Linked DNA regions of Homo sapiens: region 2 is linked to region 1. The links are chromatin loops, found by intact Hi-C in ENCODE. Cell type or tissue: heart left ventricle. All regions are shown on one strand. Each heading gives the region's core, and the rest is flanking DNA. Links, peaks and the distances in the headings are about the cores only.

The links. Hi-C counts contacts between places; a loop is a spot of excess contacts. Peaks named below come from ENCODE experiments on the same cell type or tissue, not always from the same donor. Only the 100,000 strongest peaks of a DNase experiment are listed, where the experiment ranks them.
Region 2: it touches region 1 in a loop (2.2-fold over the local background); 2 of 110 quality-filtered maps call a loop at or near these places.

What each region holds. Positions count from the first base shown.
Region 1 is chr7:35,369,705-35,378,707 of GRCh38, reverse strand. LOC401324 (a long non-coding RNA gene) reads right to left here. Exons shown (of 3, transcript NR_038864.1): 3 at 2,232-5,673. Among named protein-coding and RNA genes, the nearest start is that of TBX20, 120 kb to the right of the region's middle. RefSeq lists an enhancer at 1,969-5,593. In heart left ventricle, for the core only: no CTCF peak of the experiment used is centred there; a DNase peak (open chromatin) is centred at 3,647; H3K27ac peaks cover 1,809 bases.
Region 2 is chr7:35,312,348-35,321,350 of GRCh38, reverse strand. It overlaps LOC401324 (a long non-coding RNA gene), which reads right to left and starts at 7,496. Exons shown (of 3, transcript NR_038864.1): 1 at 7,411-7,496. In heart left ventricle, for the core only: no CTCF peak of the experiment used is centred there; no DNase peak of the experiment used is centred there.

The DNA of each region.
Region 1 (9,003 bases), core at 2,667-5,166:
AGGGTCTATGGTATGCTCAGTTGCTGTTGGAACCTGGGTCCAAACACATTTGCTTCTTGCTTTCTCTGCTCCCAAACCTAGTCCTTTCTCCTGAAAGACAAATTCAATAAGCAAAACAAAAAGAGGCCATAAAACTGATAAAGATGGCAAAAGCCCAAGGAGATTCCCACCGCTCAGGGTGAGCTCTGGGCAGATCGCCCCTGCCTTACCAGCTGGGGACTGAGCTGTGAAATGCAGCACACACTCCATCTGAGCCTTCTGCAGAGGGAGATAGCACTGTGCCCCCCCCACCCCCACAGTGGGCCAAGGATGGAATGGCTTTTCCTGACTGGGAGTGTCCTCATCACAGACTTTTGCTCAGGCATCATTCTTCCTGGCTCCATGGCAAAGTGCAAAGTCCACAGATGCTCATCCTAAAGAGAAAGTCCCTTGTTTGCACTTCCCTGGGGTCCCCGCCACTTCTGAGAGGAAAGCCACTATTGTGCATCGAGTCTCTGGTTTGGTTTAACAACTAGTCCCCAAGCACACCTGTGGGTAGTTATGATTATCTCCATTTTATGCAGGAGGGAGTTAAGGTAAAGAAATGGTATGGACTTACCCAGGGGTATTAGCCAATAAGTCGCTGAGCTGGGATTTATTGTTATTTTTTGGTCATTTGTTCAGCAACTCTTTATTGGGCCGTCATTCTGTACCAGGCCAGGGAACTTTGGCATTGCTATGTAATCTCTCTGGAGGAGCAGCCATCACTACCTGCCCCCATGTGTTGATATAATAGCAGTAGCTGGGACCCTCCAGCCTGTGAACTTTAATGTTAGCCTGTAGAATCCCCTGAAACTTCTTCTGGGGGAGGGAGAGAGGGGAAAGACTGGCATTCTCAGAGGTCTTTGCAGCATCCTAAGCTAGGACTCTGAAGAAAATACCATTCAGCCATAGGGCCCCTCTGTGAGCTGGCCTTCTGCAGACCCAGTAGAGACCTGGCACTGGCACATCTCACAGTTTGTATCGTGGCAACTTGGTATCTAGGCCAGGCATCAGTTGGATGATAGCTAAGCCAAGTAAAGTCTGTCATCTCCCATGGAACCTTGATTGGAGATTCTGCCCCAGATTGTTCCTGAAGTTATGCATGTATGTACATGTGTATGCATATGGCGGCATGGATCAGTTCGTGTGTACACGTGTGTGTATACCTCTGTGTGCTTGGTACTTTCATGTGTGTGTTGTGTGTGCCTACCGTGCCTACTGTGCCTTAGGAGTTCCCTAACATGGCAACTGAGCATCAGATTTGGAAGGCCATTTGGAAAGCAATAAACGTTTCTGGGGCTCTACCACCCATTGACTCTCAAGCCATTTGGAAATAATAATCATAATAATAGTTAACCGAATAATAGCTAAGCTAATTGACCACTTAATCTTTTAAGTACTACTCTAAGCAACTTCACAAGTGTTAATCCTTAATTCTCAGGACAACCCTATGAGGCTTGAACTATTGTTACTACCCTCTCTTTAAAAATGAGGAAACTGAGTCCAGCAGATCCCATGCTCAAGGGCCCGCTGTGTGTAAGCTGCAGAGATGCATTGGAATTCAAGCCATCTGGACTCGGAACTTGCCCTCCTCATCAAGACTGCAGCCCCAAGCTTTACTGAGTTACCAAAGCCGTCTTCCTTTATTTGTTATGGCTCCAAGATGTGAGTTGAATGTTTGAGCTCAGAGATATTTTCCAGGTAAAGGAAAGGTGCCTGAGTAACCGTGGAAGACAATGCATGACAGTGGGTCCAGCCAGAGCCTCCAAGGCCACTGCTGCCTGCTTTGCTGCTGTCACCGGAGGAAGCAGGCAGCATTGGCTTCAGTGGCGGAGTTGAAGCATCTACAGGAGGTAGAAACCACAGAGGTGAGATGAAAACTGATCAAGAATGGCGGCATGGGAAACCTGGAGAACCGAAGACTCTGTGGAGGCCTGGGCACCCGCTGGTGCAAACCAAGTCAGGTTTCAGGCAGGCTGGGAGGCAGCACCGCGGTCTCTGCAGAGCCAGGACCTCTGGAGCCTCCGTCTTCCCTCATGGCCACACCTTCCTCTTGTAGTGGACAGTTGCTTCTGGAAGCTTCCTTTGGTCAGTTTGCAAGGAAAATCAGGACCCAAGAGAGGACCTCGGCTGCTGAGGGAATTGAAAAGGGGAAACTGCATAAACATTTTTGTACTTTAGTTTTAGAGAAAATCATACTGAGACTGAAAAAAAATTCTGGAATTTTTATTTCAATAAACAGGAACAGTTTTTCCATGAGCTCTGCTCAGTTCCCCTCACACTAGTAAAATGTAAATCTCTAAAAAGCACACACACATAGCCCCTAGCCTAACTAAATATACAAAAGGGCTTTTTGCTCAGAATGAACAGTGACTCCTTCTTCTGTCCCTCTCTGAGCCAGGTGGCTGGGGTGTCTTTTCCAGGCCCCTCCACCAGGCACTCTGGTACAGGCCACAGCCTGTGCAACTGTCCACAGCAGCCCCTCCTGATGCTCACTCTCTCAGACAGTCTGCAAGTGGAAAACACACATCCTGTCCATGTGGATTTATTCATGTTTCCCGTATCAGTAAGGAGATGGAGCTATAACACATTAAATATTTACAATTACCAGAGAAAAGGCAGTACACAGCACTGAACTGAGATAAGAATACAGTTTCAAAATATTTACAATGAACACGTCTTGCTTTTTCTGGTTCTTCTCTTTGGTCTGGCACTTTAGGTCTCTGATCTCTTTATTGTATTTTCTTTCCAGGTTCCCTGTAATTTTGAAAATGTTTGACAGAGCCTCCTAAGTCTGAGGAGGATTGCTGTGTAAGTGAGAGACATTTGGGGAGTCTGGTTCCTGTGTCTCCAAGCAAGAGGGCCTTTTTTGGAGCCCCCTTTATGCTGATGTGTGTGTCTCCTGCTTATGCCCGAATCAAGTTTGTGGCTGGTTCTATCTATGGCTCTACCAAAGACAGCACCAGCGAGAGGAAAGTGGCAGGCCCCTGAGCTTGTGCTAACCAAAATAACTTATTTACACTGGTCTCTTGAACATCTCAAGGTCTTTTAGACAGCCGCAGTTAACATGGAGCCAGGAATGCATTGGTTTATGTTTCCTTTAATTAATTCGACTTTAAAGTGTTCCACATTATTACATTCAAAAGTAGCTCCTTCGTTGTGTTTGATTTTAATCTCCATTCTTTGAAAGATCTCACTCTTTCCTTTTAGGCCTTGAAACAGCCAGTGACCAAAACCAACAGAGATTTGACCTGAATGTGTTACATTAGCAACACCAGGGAGAGAAAGACAGGAAAGGTATTAAAAATTTGGCTCCTTGTTTAATTATAAAGAATGCAAAAGAAGCATCAACTGTGAAATATTTGGCTATTCAGAGAGATTAAAGACCTCCAGCTTTTGGAATAGGGTGCCAGAGAATTATCAGGATCACAGGCGTTTTATTTGATGGGTGCCATATTTGACCTTGAAGCGTTGAGGCTGGCACTCCTTTGTGTCCTGGGGATCTCCTGATGTCCTTGCTCCCCGGCGGTATCTGCCCTGGGGCCTCTGGAGGCCTCACCGTGGAGTATGAGGTTGCGCACGTTGCTGGTGTATATTTATATCGAGGTGGCTGTGTTGCCAAGGAGCTCTGAGAGAAAGCAGAGCGGAGATAACTTCTAATCCACCTTTCTGTGATAATGTGGCGCAAAGTGAAGAGACCCAGGGCTCCATCCTCTGGTCTGGCATCGCCCTGGGAGGGGTGGGCCCTCGGGGTGTTTTTAGCAGCCCCAGTGCACTGGCGTGAGCTTCTGCATTGGAAACAATGCATTTCTGAACTCTGTGCAGCAAATAGAGAAGACTGGGATTGAAGAGGAGAATGAAAGCAAACCGTAATTCGTAGGTAACAAGAAATGTATTTCAGTGTCCATTCCCAAGATTTGGACAGTGGGAGATTAGAATCTGGGAGCATTGGAACTGGCAAGGAGCCAAGAGGGAATTGGGAGTAGAAGGAGAAAGTCACTTGCCCAAGATCACAGCGGGAGCTGGCAACAGGGGGGCTGTGGAGGCCAGCTGTATTAGTCTGTTTTCATGCTGCTGATAAAGACATACCGAGACTGGGTAATTTATAAAGGAGAGGGGTTTAATGGACTCACAGTTCCACGTGGTTGGGGAGGACTCACAATCATGGCTGAAGGCGAAAGGCACTTCTTACATGGCAGCAGGCAAAGAGAGAGCGAGAACCAAGTGAAAGGGGTTTCCCCTTATAAAACCATCAGATATCATGAGACTTATTCACTACCATGAGACAAATATGGGGGAAATCACCCCCATGATTGAAATATCTCCCACAGGGTCTTTCCCACAACATGTGGGAATCATGGGAGCTACAATTCAAGATGAGATTTGGGTGGAGACACAGCCAAACGGCATCACCAGCCTGGGGCTCTTTGTACCACATTCCGCATATTTAGGGGGCTCCTAAACAGGAGTGAGTTTCTTTTCCTGACACTTTGAAGCTGACCCACAAGGAGCCACTCCCTGAGGATCCTTTCTTGATGGGTCATGAGTTCCACCATTTTAGGATGGGTAGAAGGGTCTGGAGATCTGCATAGGAGTGAAGACAGAGGAGAAGGAAGAGGGGTTCAGTCCATCTTATGCACATAGGTTATGTACTAAGATGAAATGTGGTGGAGCCCATACAGCCATGTATCTGGTGTCAGATAGACTTGGCCTTGCATCCTAGGCTCGCCCATGCCTGAACTTGGGTGACTCATTTAAGTTTGCAGTACCTCTGCTTCCTCATCTTTAAGATGAGAATCAGGATACTGTTGTGATTTGAATGTTGTATGCCCCTGAAATTCATAGGGTGATATATAATCACCAATGTGATGATATTAGGAGGTGGGGCCTTTGGGAAGTGATTAGGTCATGAGGGTGGAGCCCTCATAAATGGGACTAGTGGCTTTATAAAAAGAGGCCCCAGAGAGCTGCCTTGTCTCTTCTGCCAAGTGAAGGCACAGCAAGAAGATGCCTTATTTGAACCAGAAGTGGGTCTTCACCAGACACCAAATCTGCTAGTGCCTTGATCTTGAACTTCCCAGCCTCCAGAACTATGAAAAATAAATGTCTGCTGTTTATAAGCTGCCAGTTTCTGGTATTTTTGTTATAGCACAGTTCTATACTACAGTAAAGCTAAGACAGTCACCTTCTTCACAGACTTGTGTAAACTCATATAAGAAAGTAGACATGAAAATCCATCGTGATAAAAAAATGTGCTTTATAACTGATTCCTGAGGAATTGGTCTTCCATTAATAAGCATCATGTAGTGATCACTGGTCATTTTGTATCCTTGCCATTCTTATCTTTTTCGACTTCCTCCAGATCATTTCTCCACTTCAGAAGTTGCCTGAGGTGTGAACAGGGGACATGGGCTGGGGTTGATTAAGGCAGAATCAACTGGTGAGACTGGCTGATCATGTGTGTTTTCCCACCATAGATGCTGCCTCTTGCGTTCATACAAAGTGCTGTGAGACAGTATCTTCCAGGGACAGACCTTCCTTATTGGGACCTAAACAGATGCCCTTCGAGGTGGAGTGGAGAAGAGCCAAGGAAGCCCCAGGCCTTTGGCTTGAATTTCTGGTGTCTTCATTTCTTCGTGGCACAAAAATCCCCTGGAACAGAATATCTTTTCACAAGGAATTTTAATCAAAGTCGGTGGAATAAGAAAAAAGAACACAGGAATTATTCACTACATAAAAGCAGCCACACCAGCAAATCAGCCCTGACTGGCACTGTCTCTTTCTACAGCACTGGGCCTGTAGGGACCTGTGGGGATAGGATTGATAACTCAGTTTAGTGCAGGCCCAGCAATTAGACAGGATCCTTCACAGGCCATGAAGTGGTTTTGTGTTTTGTATGGAGAATATACTCTGAGAGTTCCAGCTATGACATGACCCTATACTTAATCTGGCTGATGGCCAAGGTCAGACTGTGGTGTGAGCAGAATAACCCTCTTGATCTATGGAAATCAGCAGTATCTTCCCATGAGCAGGCAGACTAGGGGGTCTATCACTAGGGCCTCCTGAGTGACCAAGGGCCTCCTGGACTACCAAGGGCCCTGATGAGCTGTCCTGGAGACTGTTGGGCAATGGCGGTCTAAACTTGGCCATCAAGAGTGAAAGAAGAGAAACTGTTGTCCTCTGAACAATAAACAACAAGATGCTGACTCTGAGCTTTTGCCTTTAGGGAGAATGCCTTCGCACTTCTAGCCACTTGTCTAAAAGTCCCACGCTCAAGCCTCAATCAAGTTTTTCCTCCTCCATGGACCCAATTCAGCCAATAAATATTTAATGGGTGCATATTAGTTGCCCAGAAGGGTTTTAACTCAAGCTGACCTGCTCCGAGGCTGAGTAAAAGCCTTGGTTTGGGTGGATTCCCATGTAACAGGGAAATACTGGAAGAGCAGCAATGTCATGATCCCTGGTTATTGGTCCATTAGGAACAAGGCTTCAGGCAGTGTCTGGGGGGGCGGGGGGACAAGAGACAAAGTATGTGTGTCCCATCTCTTGCTATTCAGAGAAGAACTTGGATATCTAGGCAACTCGAGATGCCAGGACCACAGCCTGGCTCTAGTGCAGGATTTTCACACCAATGGAGGATGCAAGTGTGGGACCAGAAGCTGGGCAGGAGGTTTGCTGTGCAAATGGACCATCTCTGACGAGCTCTAAGAAGGCGCAGTGAACAAATCAGTACTCAGAGGACAAGATTCAGGCCTAGGGTCCAGGACCATCGTAGTCCCCACCAGGAATGACCCTGGACCAAAGTACAGCTGGGCTTACAAGTGGAAGCACTGAGGTCTTTAGCCACAAAGGAAATGTCTGGGTCTCTTCTCTTGGCCTTCCTAGATACCACCCTAGTCCAAGTTACAGCTCAAGGCCACCTCCTAAAAACGAAGTTTTCTTGGTGTCTCCCAATCACAGAGACCTCTTCCTCTCTTGATTCCCTAAAGAGATGTCCATCTATCTCACTCACATTGACCCAGAAGAATATCCTACTCAATTTCCTCTATCTCTGCATCTGACCTGAAGCTACTCAGGGAGGAGTCAGTATTTACTCCCAGTTATGGTGCCAAACACAGGCAGGTGCTAACTAGAACACCCATGAAAAATGTCGGCACATCACACCTCACCCCAAAGTTACTCCACATCAAGTGAAATACTTTCCAGCTCCTCACCACCACCTGCAACACAGTGCATGCATTGGAGGTCCTGGCTTGTCCAGACTCCAGCTCATGGGAGCTACCCTGGTGGGAGATTCACAGGCCTGCTTGGCCAAGAGATGTGCTGGACTGAGCTATTCCAGGCTAAAGAGCAGTGGAAATCTTGCTCTTTTATTAGAAAAATTCTTGCGAGTTGGCCTATTTTAAGAAATATGGTTTGCTTAATGACTTTTCAAAAGCCAGTTAAAAGGGATGGAAAATAATTCAGAAGCATTAAAAAAAAAAGACAGAGATTCTACTGGCAATATTGCTTATGATTGGCACTTGCCTTTCTTGCAGATTCGTTCTTGACTTTGCATCCTGTCCTCAGAGTGATATTCTGCCAACCAGACATTGTCACCTGCTAGGCGACTCACTCAGGGCTCCTTGGCTCTGTCTGGAAAATCTCTCCTTCTTTTGCCCATCCTTGCTTCCCATCCCCCTCTCCCAGCTCAGAGCCTTTGTTGATGTTGACAGCTCATCCCTGGGCCATCATTCATCCTGCCCATGGCAAACTTTGGAGAAAATAAAAAACCCTGCTCCCCTAATCTCATTAGAAGGGCTGCAAATTGAATTTAGCCCCTCTCAGTGTCCCCTCAGCTGGCTGTCATTAGGAGCAGAGGCTGGGCCTTGGCTGATACCCAAAGACCAGCTAACTGAATTTGAGATGCTGTGGTCTTGACAGGCCAAGAGAGGTAATTGAAGAGCCGTGGGGCTCCTGGTAACATTTCAGGCTGGGATTACACTGGGGATCTAAAACCCCCATCTGCATTGGTGTCGGGGGCACTAAAAAGTCACCCATTGGGCTTCCAGGGTCGGATTATTGATAAAGAGATCATTCCCAGTGGAAGGTAGGGTGGTGGTGGTGGGGGAGACTGCATTGGTTACAATGCAAAATGGGTGTCAGAGGTGGAGGGAAAGGGACAGTGTATCCAGTGAGAGTCAGCAAATTACTCAAAGTTAGAAACAATTTGCAGGAAGTGTTGTCTAATGAAAAGAAAAAGCAGTCTGGGGAGAGTAGGTGATGAACCTATAAAATACAAGGAAAAGAAATACTCGGTTTTAATCTGTGGGCATTATTGGTCTGTTTGTATAAATCTTAATTTTTAAATTCTTGAATCATCATAGCTTTATTTCTCATGTCAACATTAAACCCCAAGCAGAGAGGGGCTTTTTGTGGTCAAAAAACTATATTTTTATTTTTGAAAAATGTACCAAAAAACTGCATATAACATATATGCAAATAAGAAAGTATTTATATCCATATAACAAAAGTATATCCATATAACAAAGTATTTAACAGAGGTTCACGTGGAAGACATGTCTCTACTGATTTGGAGTTCTGAGGTTTCTTTAGTTCCCAGACCTATCGTAAGTGTCTCAGTGAGGCTGAAAATTCCATGAAATCCCGTCTTAAAGAGGAGGAAATGAGCAATAATTAACCACCTACTATGTGCAAGGCATGGTTCTAAGCCTATTATGCACATCGTCTAACTTAGCGTTCACAGCAACGGAACAAGACAGGCATTATCCTCCTAGTAGGGTTCCCCACCTTACTGACGAGGAGAGTGATTCTCACAAAGGTTAGTCAGTCTCTTGCCTAGCGTCATAAGGATAGGAAGGCCTGGGGCTGGGATTGGAACCTGGGACTGCCTGGTTCCATCACTCCCTAGGCCTTCCTGGCTTATAAGAGTGGTAGGTTTCCTATGCAGTGTTGTTTCCCTAAAAAAGCCAAAATGACAAA
Region 2 (9,003 bases), core at 2,788-5,287, 57 kb after region 1:
TGAACTACTGAAAAGGATTAAGTTCCAATGGTAGAGCTTGGAAGAGAGAGATGGGTGCATATCTCACGGGCAAGGGCAGTTTGTCAATGCTTTTTAAATTCCAGCGTACAGGAGGGTCTACATTCTCCCTGTTCTACCTATTTTTAAGGCCAAGCATGATCCAGTTTGCAAAATTTTTCTCCTTGGACTAAATGGAATCCCATTTGATACTTCAATGATCCAGCTCATGGATGTTGACTTCCAATGAGATAATGCATGTAGAGCAGAAAATGTGATTTTAAGCAGTTAGGACATATTCAATAAATGTTAGGTACTATTATTGTGGATGTTGTTGATTCAACTGAACATCAGTTCAGCAGCCCACATTTAGATGTAGATCATATTCTTGGTGGTTACCCAATTTTGATGGAGACAGGTATTCTGGTGTTAGGGCACAGAATTCATACTCCGTGGAACTCGTGGTCTAGAAGGGGAGAGGGCCAGTAAACACATAGGAGCTGGGCAGTGACAGGTGCTCTACTGGGGGATTATTCTACTGACAGGGTGGCCCAACGAGAGAATGGACAACTCAGCCTACAAGGAGTCCTGGGGGAATTTGTCATCAGAATAATAGAGCTGGTTTTCTGACATAATACAGAGTTACATTTAATTGTCAAATAAATTATACAATAATTTACCATAACTTATTTCCACTACTTTAGTAAAAATAAATTACATTTTAATTCTAAAAGTATAATGTTAGAATAAAAGAGAGTCTAGTAAATTGACTAGATTAAGCTTTTTGAAGAATTCATCATGTTTTTCTCACTTTTCCCCAGACAGAAAAACCTCCTTGGGAGGTGGCACAGGCTTTGAGCCACCACCTGGGAAGGCTAGTCAATGATGCGACAAGAGAGGCAAGGGCTGCAGTCTGAGTTCTAGGCTCCAGCCCTGGCTCTTCACCTGGTGTCTGTGTGGCTTTGGACAATAACACTGAATTCTCTCTTGGTCTCGGTGCATTTATCTTTCCCCACAGCTAACTCTTAAAGCTGTAGGGAGGTGTAGAAGAGATTATATAAGTGAAATTGTGTTGTTAACTGGTATTTTAATTGAACGGATGATTAAGAAGAGGTAGCATGTTGCTAAGTCTGAATAGGTAGCTCATATTTGGACAGCCCAAGGGGAGGCTGGAGTATAGTTCAGCCTGAGCTCCATGTACCTGGGGTCACATTTGACCAGTGGGCAGGTGCTCCAGGGCAAGGAGTAAGTGACAAATACAACTGGAAATTTTCATTGGCGGCAGAAAGTCAGGGGAAAGGCTTTGGATTTTATCCTAAAAATAATGGGAAACATTGAAATGATGGGAAGATTGAGGAGAGTAAAATGACAAAAAGAGAGTTTTAATGTCAGTATAATGTATTTTTAAATATGTAAAGGTACATTTGGATTTTTTATGATTATTACTTGGGACTGTGTTCACATAATCTCACAGTTGACTGAACACTCCCCTTTGACCTCTCCCTCCTTGGGGACCAACTCAGGTTTAATTGAAGCTTTTGTCTCTATCTCTGCCTTTGACAGCTGGGAGAGTAGCGGGGGTTTGGCTAATTAGTATTTAACTGTTCGCTAGTGTTCCCGTGGGTTTGTCAATCACAATCTAGTTTAAAATGGATTCAGACTTTTCGAAATCTTAAAAAAGGATGCTGTGTTAGAGCTGATTCCATTTTTTGAAAGGAATAAAGCAAGAATCAAATCCACCTTTATAAGCTTTTCAGTCACATCTCCCAACAAAATGATATTTTGAATTGGAAATATGCTGCAATCATCTTTAGATGCAGGGGCTGTGGAATGAGAGTTAAAAATGAGCTGAAAGGTCTCCATCCACGGAGACCTGAGATCTTAGATCTTCATTTAAAGTAACCCACCAGGGACATACTTCTCTTTGCTTCCCAGGTGGCTTTAGAGACATGAAGAGATAAACCTCAATATGCTAGAGTAAGCCCCTGAAGTTTACTATTAATAAAAGGTATCATTGAACATAACTGCCTACTTTTATTCATTCAGGCAGTTAGTCATTCAATGAATATTTACTTTTTTGGTGTCAAGCAGTGAACTAATGCTGAGAATAGAGATGGAAAGATCTTGCCTCTAAGGAAGCTGACGTTTTATTACCTACTAGGCACAATGTCCAATATTTGGGAGATAGGTACATGAAACCCAGTCCCCACCATTATTCATGTAATATCCATGTAACGAAAAAGCACATGTATCCCCTGAATCTAAAATTTTAACAAAGAAGAAGCTGGCCAGGCACGGTGGCTCACGCCTGTAATCCCAACACTTCGGAAGGCCCAGGTGGGGGGGGATCACCTGAGGTCAGGAGTTCGAGGCCAGCCTGGTCAATGGTGAAACCCCATCTCTACTAAAAATACAAAAATTAGCTGGGCGTGGTGGTGGGTGCCTGTAATCCCAGCTACTTGGGTGGCTGAGGCAGGAGAATCGCTTGAACCTGGGAGGCAGAGGTTGCAGCGAGCTGAGATCAAGCCACTGCACTCCAGCCTGGGTGACAGAGCAAGACTCCATCTCAAAAAAAACAAAAAAACAAAAAAAAAAAAAAAAAAAAAAAAGAAGAAGAAGCTGACATTTTAGAGAGGAGACAGGCATCTAAACAATTATCATACTGTGCAATATAATGTACGTGTCTTATGCAACGCAACATCTTAATAAGGTTCAGCATGCGGCAACAGGAGCACAGAAGAAAGATGTGTCCTGAGACAGCTGTTTAGCAAAGACTGCAAAGAGGAGGTAGCACTTCGACTGGGTCATGAAGGATGACTGGGAGTCTTCCAGATGAAAAGTAGAGGCAGAGAATTCTAGGCAGAGGGAAGAACATTTTCAAAAGCCTAAAACAAAATGGAAGACCACAGGTATTTTACATGTCATGTTCAGGAATTTAGATTTATATTATACTAGAGCAATATGTCAAATCATGCCACTTAACTGGCTGTGTGATGTTAGGTCAATTACCTGAGCTTTCTGAAACAGGATTCTCATCTGGAATAGAGGCAATGAAACATTAAAGTGCTAGCATACCGTCTGACATAGAGAAGGTGCTTGAGTCCTACTGCATATAAAAGTAGCTTAAACAAAATAGGCATTTATAGCTCTTCCACATACAACAGTACAGAAGCAGGGAGCCCAGAGCCAATATGGCAGCATTGAAGACCTCAGGGACCCTGTCTCCATTATTCTAGACTATGGATGCTCTCTTCAGGATATCCTCATATCCAAAGTGGTCATTAGAGCTCTCTAGAAGCAAGAAGAAAGGGCACAGGAGAGAACTTATCAACTAGAGCAACTATAAGCTCTTAGCAGCCTTTCTGGAACCTCCCTCCCACCACCACCACGCCTTAACCCTTCCATCTCATCATACCAGCTTTGCATGGGCATACTTTGCTTCAGGAAGCCTGGGGTATAGAGTCTTTTAGGGGGTACATTTCCATACCAAAACAAACCAGGGCTTTGCAATTAAGAAAAAAGGAGAACATGAACATTGGGGGACAACTTAAAGTCACTGCCATAGTGCTCAACAAATGTTGGTTTATTTAATCCCTTGGCAAGTCAGCACAGTTTAAAAGTGAAAGATGAGTTTTGAAGTCAAATCCACCTGGGTTCATACCCCAGATCTGGCACTCATTCACTATATAAACTTAGGCAAGTTACTTTTAGCTCTCTGAGCTTCAGGTTTATCAACTATAAAATGAAGGCAAGAATGCTGATCTCCCAAGTCATAGAACACCTGGCACATGGATGGTATGCAGTAGAGAAGGGTTCTCTCTAGGCTTCCACCCCTCTCTCCCAACCCAGCAGAAGACTAGGGCATCAGGCCCAAGTCCAGCTCATCCATCAGCTGTGCTTCATTGTCTGTGGGAGGGAGACACCAGAGTCAGCATCTTATGAGTGAACCAAACCAAAGTCAGATGGAGAGTTCCAGTTAGGCATCTGAAGGAGGCAGGCAGAGAAGGATCAAGGTGTAAGTCACGAGGATGCAAACCAGAGAAACAAGATCATAGCAAGAGGGTATGGGAGACACAATCTAGAGACATTCCCACAACTAGAGGAGCAGGATGTGATGTCCCATTGGGGGAGGGAACTCTAATTTGGAAATACTAATGGGGAATTATTAAGTACTAGATTATGTTAAGTAAAGCTTGGACCCTGTGAGAAATGGACATGGTCTTAAATAAAATTCTTAGGCTTGTGGTCTGTCTGGGAGAGGGCTGAAGGACCCAAGCACAAATGCATCTAATAGTGGTATCTAGGGTCTAGTGACCTTTGAAGAAGTCTGCAAAAAGCATGGAAAATGAGCAATTTACTTCATGAACATCTTAGTCCCTCGTATTTCACTGTGAGAAACAGAAACCCATACATACTAAGTAATTCAAATAAAAGGGAAGTTTATGGAGTAGATACAACTGGCAAGCTCATGGACATGCAAGACCAGAACAGACATGGATGGGTCTCTGGGAACACAAGGGGCCTGGACATTGTCAGGCGGGATGAAGGCTGGCTCTTACTCATTCTGCTTCTCTCTACCCACCTGCTTCCTCTGCTGTTTCTCTTGGCACATTGGCCTTTTCTCATTACTCATGGCTTGTGAGCTATTTCTTAACCCTGACTCTATGCACCATTCCATTGCCATGGTGATGACTGAAGTTCTGACTCCACAAGTCTCTTAAGTTTAAATGTTCACACCTTACAATATAATTTCCAAGCCTTTAGCTAAATCCTAGAGGTTGAAATTCTTCTTAACTTGGCCAGGCATCGTGGCTCATACCTGTAGTCCTAGCACTTTGGGAGGCTGAGGCGGGCGGATCACCTGAGGTCAGGAGTTCGAGACCAGCCTGACCAACATGAGAAACCCCATCTCTACTAAAAATACAAAATTAGCCAGGTGTGGTGGCACATGCCTGTAATCCCAGCTACTCAGGAGGCTGAGGAAGGAGAATCGCTTGAACCCGGGAGGTGGAGGTTGCAGTGAGCCGAGATCACGCCTTTGCACTCCAGCCTGGGCAACAAGAGCAAAACTCCGTCTCAAACAAACAAAGAAAAAAAAATTGACTGAGGCTGGGTGCAGTGGCTCATGCCTGTAACCCCAGCACTTTGGGAGGCCTTGTCCCTAAAAAAAAAAAAAGAAAGAAAGAAGATCTTCTTAACTCGGATTAAAGATTGGCTCCCCTGAGTCAGCTTTCCATTCCTCATCTAATCACCTGGGGCTAGAGAATAGAGCAGGGTCTCATAGTTCTGTGGAGAGCCACATTCCTTTTCGTCCTAAAGTCCTTATATATATAAAGAGTAAGATCCTATTCCTATTCCTTTTTCTCCCAAAGTCCTTATATGTAGAAAGAGTAAGATCCTATTCCTTTTTCTCCTAAAGTCCCTATGTGTATAAAGAGTAAGATCAAGACTTAAAGTTACAGTTGCATAGCTAAGATGTGCCCAATAGCAGCACCACACCCAACCACAATCACAAGGACTATTACCATCACCACCACCCACAGAGTCACCACTGTGATTCCCTCCATCACTACAACACCCACAGCACAATCACTATTATAGCAACCAGTACTACCATCACCACCACCTCCATCATCATTACCACCATTATCAATATCACCACTTATAATCACCACAACCACTCTCACTACTACCCTGCCCACCACCATCCCCACCACAATCATCTGTCACTATTATCATCACCAGCGCCATTACCACCACTAATACCACTTCCTCCATTTCTGAAATCATCCACACCTCTAACATCGCCACCACTACCCCTACCAACACCATCCCCTACCAACACAATTACCACCACCACCTCGATCATCATCACTACCGCCATCCAACTATCTCTGCTACCATCACCATTATCACTACTACCAAGGTCATCTCCGTCACCACCGTCATCACCATCACCACCTTCCTCATAACTATCACAAGCCCCCTTTATAATTACCATCATTGTCACCACCACCACCATTAATCTCAATTACCTCCATTAGTACAATCACCACCACAATCACCTCCACTATTTCACCTCACATTCCTCATAATTATCACCACTCTCACCATTACTACCACCACTACCACCACCTTGAACATTCACATCACTACTGTTAACACCACCTTTGCCATCACTACTGCCATATCTACCACCACCTCCATTATCACTACCTCCATCATCACTACTATCTCCACCATCATCACTACCACCAGGCGTCTCTGCTACCACTACCTATGAAATGTAGGCTGGAAAACAAGATTTCTACTATGGGTAAACTAATCTTGAAGAGAGAGGAGGTGGAAGTCAGATGGGTGCCTGTGAATTTTCTAAGTACATCAATGTCAATAATTCTTTATAGTTATCTAGTCCTGAAAACTTAGCATCATCTTGTCCTCCATATCCAATCAGTCACTGAGTACCATACATAGTCATTTCTGATTTGCCTACATCGCTTCCTACTTTTCTATTTCTGCTGCCACCATCCCTCATTTCACAAATGGATGATCACAATTTTTTCCTAGCTGGCTCTCTGCCTCCAGTCTACCTACTCTCAAAGCATTTTTCATGTCCTGCCAAATTAATCTTTCTAAAATCTTGATTTCATTGCTTTTTTGCTTTGCTCAAAATCTATTGGCCAAATTTTCCCATCTAGAACGAAAAGCTCTAGATCCAGATTCCTTTGCCAGCCCTATTTCCTGTGACTCTCCTCCTGGAACTTTGGGCTCCTACTAGGTTGGTGTCCTCATTAGTCTTTCAAACCTAGCATGGTCAAACCTATCTCCACACCACGGCTCAAACATGTCCTCTATTTGGTCTGTCTTCTACAATCCTCTGTTTCTATACACATTCTACTTATTTCTCAAAGCTTGACTTAAAATGGGGAGATATATGTTAAAGAATCCAAAGTAGCAGATTTGTAGGATGAACAATTCTAGAGATCTAATATACAGCATGAAGATTATGGTTAATAAAATTGTATGTATTTGGGAATTTTGTTAAATAAGTAGATTTTAGCTGCTCTTGTCACAGATGTACACACATACGAGTAACTATGTGAGATGATAAATACATTAATTTGCTTCACTGTAAGTGAACATTTTACTATCTAAATGTATTCCATACCGTCACATTGTAAACCTCAAATATAAACAATAAAATGTGTTTAAAAACAACCAAACAAACAAATCTGGGCTTAAATCATATATGTATGAAATTTAAGGGATTCCTCTTAAGCATATTAGGGGACTCAGCTTTAAGATTACAGACAAAGTCCCCACGTTAGACTCTGTATCTCTTGAGTCCTAAGATGATTAAAAATCAATAAAGACATAAGCATGTAGCAGCCAAGAGAATGGGAGGATACTCACCAACATACAAGAAGTTTTAATGAATTTTCAGAAGACAGGAAGTAAATGGAGAAGCATTAGTGGCTTGCAGCAGAACAGAAGAAAGAGCAGCCTTGAAAAAGCTGCAGGAATTTGAAAGCAGCAGAACCATGTAACCCCTGGACACAGAGTCAATGCACTCAAGAATGGAAACAAGGAGCAGGGCCAAAAACCAGGGAGAGTGAGAGGACTGTCAACGAAATAGTAAACACCTCCACTCTTGCACAAAGCTCAGGCCAACAGGCATTTATTCCCAGCCAAAACACAAGGGCATTTTTCTAAAAAAAAAAAAAAAAAAAAAGAAAAAAAAGAAAAAAAGAAAAAAAAAAGAGAATAACCACAGGATACTGCTGTGGTTTGAATGTGGCCCTCGAAGTTCATGTGTTGAAAGCTTAATCCCCAATGCATCGATATTAAGAGGTGATTCGGTTATGAGGTCTTCACCCTCATGAATGGAGTTAAACGGTTACTGCGGGAGTGGTTAGTTATCATGGAAGTGGACTCCCAATAAAAGGATGAGTTCAGCCCTATTTCGTCTTCTGTCTCCTCTGGATGCCTCCTTGCCATGAGATTCCTCCAGCCCCATTAAGATGCAACGAGAAGAACTTCATCAGACGTGGCCCCTCCATCTTGAACTTCTCTGCCTCCAGATTCAAGAGCCAAATAAACTTCTGTGGCATTCTGTTACAGCAGCAAAAACATTCTAAGACAATACCTAAGGTGAATTAAGGCAGCTCCCATAGATGTTAGCACCTAGAAGTAATGCAGTCCTCATTCTGGCTTTAGGGAGGCCATCAACATGGTGATTAGCTCCTCATCTGCTCACCTTAAAAAGATGCCTGCCAGTTCAACAGGCCAAACCCAGAGAGTTCTTCATTAGCCTTCCCATTTCCCATTCTTAAATACCTATAAACACTCAAAGGCATCCCGACAGTTCAGGAAAAATAGCAGTTTGAAAGAGGAAGCCCAAGAGAAACTGAATAGGAGCATCATTCAAGTTCAGTGATTTGTTTTTTTTTTGTTTGTTTGTTTGTTTTTTTTTGAGACGGAGTCTCGCTCTGTCGCCCAGGCTGGAGTGCAGTGGCGGGATCTCGGCTCACTGCAAGCTCCGCCTCCCGGGTTCACGCCATTCTCCTGCCTCAGCCTCCCAAGTAGCTGGGACTACAGGCGCCCGCCACTACGCCCGGCTAATTTTTTGTATTTTTAGTAGAGACGGGGTTTCACCGTTTTAGCCGGGATGGTCTCGATCTCCTGACCTCGTGATCCGCCCGCCTCGGCCTCCCAAAGTGCTGGGATTACAGGCGTGAGCCACCGTGCCCGGCCGTGATTTGTTTTTAAGAACAAAATCTAATTAGTAGGCACACTGGGATTTAAAGAGCTATTTAATCCATAGATCAAGAATAGGAAACAATCAAAGAAATGACTAGTGTACATAAGACATTAGTTTTGGAAATTAAAAATATGATTGCTGAAATAAATATTTTAATAGAAGAGTTGGGGAGCAGAGATCTAGAAAACCTCTCAGAGCATAAAAGCAAAAAGTTGAAGGGATTAAAAACTATGAGCAATAAAAAT